2 separate regions of the Homo sapiens genome follow, and region 1 is linked to region 2. A link is a contact called in ENCODE Hi-C or POLR2A ChIA-PET data. All regions are on one chromosome and are shown on one strand. The core of a region is the stretch at or near the end of the contact, and the rest is flanking DNA. Distances in the headings are between cores, read along the strand shown. Region 1 has its middle 32 kb from the start of ETV4. Region 2 overlaps LINC00910 (long intergenic non-protein coding RNA 910).

Region 1 (2,700 bases), core at 9-2,508, 210 kb before region 2:
TGTTACCATGAGGGGAAACTGGGTAAAGGGTATATGAGAACTATGTGCTATCATTGCAGCTTTTCTATAGGTCTAACATTATTCTAAAATGTAATGTTCATTAAAAAAAAAAAAAAAAGCATGTGGCTGCTTCCAGCTTTCTGAATCCCCACCGCACCCTCACCACTCCCCAGCACAAGGTCATCGTCCTCCCCAGCACAAGGTCACCGTCCTCCCCAACAGAGTTCCTTGGGCAGCAACCACTAGAAACCCCACAAAGACCAGCTGGGGCCAGAGGCAGGATGTGTGGTCCTGGGCAGGTCTGAGACAGATCAAACACAAGGTAATCAGTCTGCAGAACCACAGACAACACAGACCTACGCCATGGAATTCCAGATCATTCCAGATCTACAAGTCATTGGTTCATTCCATAAGTATTTATCATAGCACATAGCACGCGCCAAGCACCGTGCTAGGCTGTCTTGAGAATGGAGGTGTGGGGAAAGAGGGATGAGGTACAAAGATGCATACCCAGAGAAGGAATCTCCTCCCTTAAGGAAGCAGTGAGGGGAACAGACGAGCTCCACACACAAAGGGACGGGAGGAGAGGGATAGACACAAAGCCTGCTAGAGGTGATCAGGGAAGGCTTCACAGAGGAGGCAGTATCAGTCCCAGCAACTGTAGCCCAGTTGCTCCCCGTCACCCAAAGACAGCCACACCTGATCCCCTGGCTCAGGCAGCTGGAAAGAGGAGCTGAGAAAAAGGAGAGTCATGCTCTCAGCAAACATCAAGTGCTGTAAGCATCATAAAATCATCATCATCATCATCACCATCAGACACTGATGGCCCAGTGGGAGGCCTGGGACCCTGAAGAGAGCCCAGGTAAGGGGCAAACAGGCTTGGAGGAGGCAATTGCCTAGGGCAGTGGTGTGGGGGTGGGGGGCTGCTTCCCCATACCTGTAGCTAGCAGGGCCGCGGGGTAAGGGGCATGTTGACACAGCTGGTAAGAAAGGCTTTGTCCCTGCCTCATTAATCACTTCAGCACAGGAGCTCCGAGGGAGGGGACGCCCCAGGGGCACTGGGCTAGCTCTCACGGGGGAGCCCCTCAGAGGCAGAGAGAGGTGGCCCGGCTTCAGGCCCAGGAGCCAGGGGAAGGTCTGAAGAGGGCAGGATGGCGTGGAAGGAGGCTGCCCAGGCCCTAGGGACCTACGGGCCAGGGGATTTCCCAGCCAGGATGTTTGTCGCAGAACATCAGCCTTCCTGCCCAGAGGCTAAAGCACTTCCAGCAGGCAGCCCGCAGATGGTAACCCCCTAACAAGAAGGTCCCAGGAGGGGCATATATATTTTCCTTTCTCATTTGGCCAAGCCAGTGTCAGCTGCTTGCCATGCGATTCCTGACCCTCCTGCCCGGGTGTGTGTGTGTGTGTGTGTGTGTGTGTAAAGGGTCACAAGCCTTTACTGAGAACAGAGAGGAGGTCCATCCACCTTTGCTCTGAATGCAGCAAGGGAGAGGATGGGGAAGCAGTGGAATTGTTTCCACTTCTATTATTTACTATTCTCTCCACAAACACTTATGGAACACCTACTATGCGTCTGGCACTGTTCTAGTGACTGGGAGCAGAGAGAACACAGAACAGAGAGAAGGTCTGCTTTTCTGGAGCTTGCCTTCTAGAGGGGGCAGCAGAGAATGGGAAAACATTATGTTCACCAGAGTGGTCAGGCAGGCCAACACCCTTCTGGGCCAACTGAGCTCAGACCTAGTTTCCAGAACCACCCTCCCTGGGCATCCTCTTCCTCCCTCCCAGCCCTCACTGAGGCCTCTCCCAAATCTGAACGTGGAGGCCCCAAGGTGGGCTGGCAGCCGGAAGGCATGAAGAACTCCCCAGGATCCCCTGTCTCTAATGAAAGAGAGAAGCCAGTTCCGGGCAGCTCGCGTCCAGTTTCATTGTAAATCCTCTAGACTGTCGGATGGCCAAGTGGCCCAGGGTCTCCTCTGCCCTCTCTCCTCTGCCTGGGGGGTGAGGGGCTCTTTGCCTCTCCCTCTGTCACTTCCTCACTCCTTTCTCTTTCCCTCCCGCATTCTCTTTCATTCTTTCTCCTCCTTTCTTCTTTCTGCTTCCCCTCCCCAGCCTCTGTTCTCTCTCTGAACCCCCCTCCCCTTCTTCCTGTCTTGCATTTTCCTGCCCAGGAATCAGACCCCAGACAGTACCTAGGAAGTCTGCGGCCTTGCCTAATAGAACCGTAATAGTCCTCAGGGAGGCGCGATAATGACATCCTCCTTAAATAAAAGGACTTAATGGAGATTTCCCAAATTTGAAAACCACATTTCCACTAGCAACCCATTCAGCAAGCGACGGCTCTGGAAAGGAACTCGTGGGAAGCTGCAATGGGGAGGGGGTGAAGTGGCAGGAGGCAAGGAGTTTGTGCAAAGAAGGTTCTATTCATAGGGGGCTTTCTGTGGCAGGACAAAGAAGCTGGTCTGAGGACACAGATCATAAAGGTGGGCCATCTCATCCCTCCTCACCCTATTGGGCCAACTCCTTAAGAGAAGAGGCTCAGCATCAGGAAGTCCTGGATGAGCTACTTCACCCCTCTGAGCCTCAACGTCCTCAGCTGGGAGTTGGGTGTAATCTTCTCCCAGTTACTCAACGAGGGTCAGGAGATTAGCACTCACCTAGTTCCTGACATGTAGCAGAAGCCAAATGCACTTCAGGCTGCCT
Region 2 (2,700 bases), core at 89-2,588:
TTTATTCTGTTTAAAAAGGGAAGAAAACGGTAGAGCATGGTGGCTCACGCATGTAATCCCAGCACTTTGAGAGGTAGAGGTGGGCAGATCACTTGATGTCAGGCGTTTGAGGCCAGTCTGGCCAACATGGTGAAATCCTGTCTCTACTGGAAATGTTGCAGGATTCAGGAGGACGAGAGAGACCTCAGGTTGAAACTAGAATCTTTATTGAGTGCACTCAGGCCCAGCTGACTCAACGTCCAAAAGACTGGGCCCGGAACAAAGACAGCATCTGACTTTTATACATACTTCACAGAAGGTGGTGGGCTAGCTTGAAGCAAGCTTACAGTGGTGTGAAAAGCAGCAATACAGAGGCAGGACAAAGACAGGATTGCACATGACTGTTGCCAAGTAACCCAGATGTCCGTTATCTAGGTTTGTCTGGGCATGGGCTTATCCTATAACCTTCACTATGGTGCCCAGGCAGCTGTAGTTCAGGCCTACTCAGGCTTCTCATGACCTTCGTTGTACTTCTTAGATAAAACAGAATATTTGAAGTCACTGGTTACATGTAGGCGGAAACCTACCCAGGTGCTGAGGCAAGAGACTGAGGGCACAACCTGTTCCAATATAGTAAAGAAAATAGTTAGAATAAGAAAAGTTATATTAGAAGTAGGAAATAGAGCTGGATGCAGTGGCTCCCAGCACTTTGGGAGGCCAAGGTGGGCGGATCACGAGGTCAGGAGATTGAGACCATCCTGGCTAACAGGGTGAAACCCTGTCTCTACTAAAAATACAAAAACAAAAAATTAGCTAGGCATGGTGGCAGGCGCCTGTAGTCCCAGCTACTCAGGAGGCTGAGGCGAGAGAATGGTATGAATCCAGGAGGTGGAGCTTGCAGTGAGCTGAGATCACGCCACTGCACTCCAGCCTGGGCGACAGAGTGAAACTCCATGTCAAAAAAAAAAAAAAAAAGAAAAAGAAATAGGATATAGAGATGATTATATATGGATATTATCAATCATTAGTTTTTAGTATTAATCTCTGTATTATTATTATAACCGAGGAAAGACCAGCCAATACAGAGTCAGGAGCTGAAGGGACATTGTGAGAAGTGAGCAGAAGATAAGAGTGAAAGTCCTCTATCACATCCTGATAAAGGCCGCTTGAGGACACCTTGGTCTAGCGGTAGCGCCAGTGCCTGGGAAGGCACCCGTTACTTAGCGGACCGGGAAAGGGAGTTTCCCTTTCCTTGGGGGAAGTTAGAGAACACTCTGCTCCACCAGCTCTAGTGGGAGGTCTGACATTATCCAGCCCTGCTCGCAGTCATCTGGAGGACTAAACCCCTCCCTGTGGTGCTGTGCTTCAGTGGCCACGCTCCTTTCCACTTTCATGTTCTGCCTGTACACCTGGTTCCTCTTTTAAGTTCCTAGAAGATAGCAGTAGCAGAATTAGTGAAAGTATTAAAGTCTTTGATCTCTCTGATAAGTGCATAGAAAAAATGCTGACATATGTGGTCCTCTCTCTGCTTCTGCTACCACAAAGAAGACCCCCATGTGATTTGCTTGACCTTATCAATCACTTGGGATGACTCACTCTCCTTACCCTGCCCCCTTGCCTTGTATACAATAAATAGCAGCACCTTCAGGCATTCGGGGCCACTACTGGACTCCGTGCATTGATGGTAGTGGCCCCCTGGGCCCAGCTGTCTTTCCTACTATCTCTTAGTCTCGTGTCATATTTTTCTACCGTCTCTCGTCTCTGCACACGAAGAGAACAACCCGCAAGGCCCAGTAGGGCTGGACCCTACAGTTACAGAGAACAGGAATCTATAAACTCATTCCATAAAACAAAGGAAAATTTGTTTTTCTTCTCCTTATGTTGAGGGATTGCTGAGAGAGTCTCCAGAGCACATTAGATAATATTATCAAGACTTTTCCTGGGTCTGGGCTGTGCCCGTTGCTGCCTCTGGGACAAGTCGGCCTAATACATGAAAATTTATTTCTCTTTCTTTTTAATTTTATTTTTCTTTAATTTCCCACCTTAAAACCACAAAAATTAGCCGGGCATGGTGGTGCATGCCTGTAAACCCAGCCACTTGGGAGGCTGAGGTGGGAGAATCTCTTGAAACCTGGAGGCAGAGGCCGCAGTGAGTCAAGATCGTGCCACTGCATTTCAGCCTGAGCAACAGAGTGAGACTCCATCTCAAAAAAAAAAAAGCGGGGGGGAGGAGAGGGGGGGAAGAAAGAAACTTATTTATTTCATTGGAAGACCTGTAAAAGAACAAAGGTCATGAAATATCAGTATGTACATCTAGAATTGCTCCAAAAAGAAACGGAAATGAATGGGGGCTCGGGGTGGGAAGAAGAATGGATTAGTCAGCTATAACTTTGGGTCCAAGGGACCCTGGTGGTATAGTGGGGGTTAACTTTGCAATCACTGACTCAGGTGAGCCTCTTAGTGTTGAGAAGTGAAATCATCCTGTTTCCCTAATGTATAGATCTTACATTTTCCAGACAGCTGATTCTCACTTTCTTCTTCAACCTCCAAAGAACCTCAGCTGACTACCTTGCTTTCTATGTCCCCAGGGGAATAGAAACAATCAGAGGAAACTTCCGTGAGTTCCCAGGACACATCCACCCACCTCCTCCACGTGTAACCACCACCTCTACCTTCCCCTCTGGTGCTGTGGATGAGCCATCCGTGCTCCTGGCAAAGGCC

The links. A loop is a pair of places that touch in the nucleus more often than their neighbours do. ChIA-PET counts read pairs that join two places held with the same protein, here RNA polymerase II (POLR2A). Pooled maps may share reads with other maps.
Region 1: a loop to region 2 is called in a pooled map, with 4 times the contacts of the local background. The contact joins two enhancer-like sites. A Hi-C loop is called at or near these places in 2 of 50 pooled maps. POLR2A ChIA-PET finds 5 or more read pairs at or near these places in 8 of 52 experiments (Caco-2, HCT116, HEK293T and 5 more).

What each region holds. Positions count from the first base shown.
Region 1 is chr17:43,577,454-43,580,153 of GRCh38, reverse strand. No RefSeq gene overlaps it. Among named protein-coding and RNA genes, the nearest start is that of ETV4, 32 kb to the right of the region's middle. RefSeq lists enhancers at 528-1,145, 1,126-1,175. Within about 2 kb of position 1,258, at least 11 of the 41 ENCODE cell types and tissues checked have a DNase peak (open chromatin) inside an H3K27ac peak, as active enhancers do.
Region 2 is chr17:43,371,294-43,373,993 of GRCh38, reverse strand. It overlaps LINC00910 (long intergenic non-protein coding RNA 910), which reads left to right. Exons shown (of 6, transcript NR_027412.1): 5 at 2,568-2,700. It overlaps LOC105371785 (a long non-coding RNA gene), which reads right to left. Exons shown (of 2, transcript XR_007065761.1): 2 at 185-1,408. Among named protein-coding and RNA genes, the nearest start is that of LINC00910, 16 kb to the left of the region's middle. Within about 2 kb of position 1,338, at least 16 of the 41 ENCODE cell types and tissues checked have a DNase peak (open chromatin) inside an H3K27ac peak, as active enhancers do.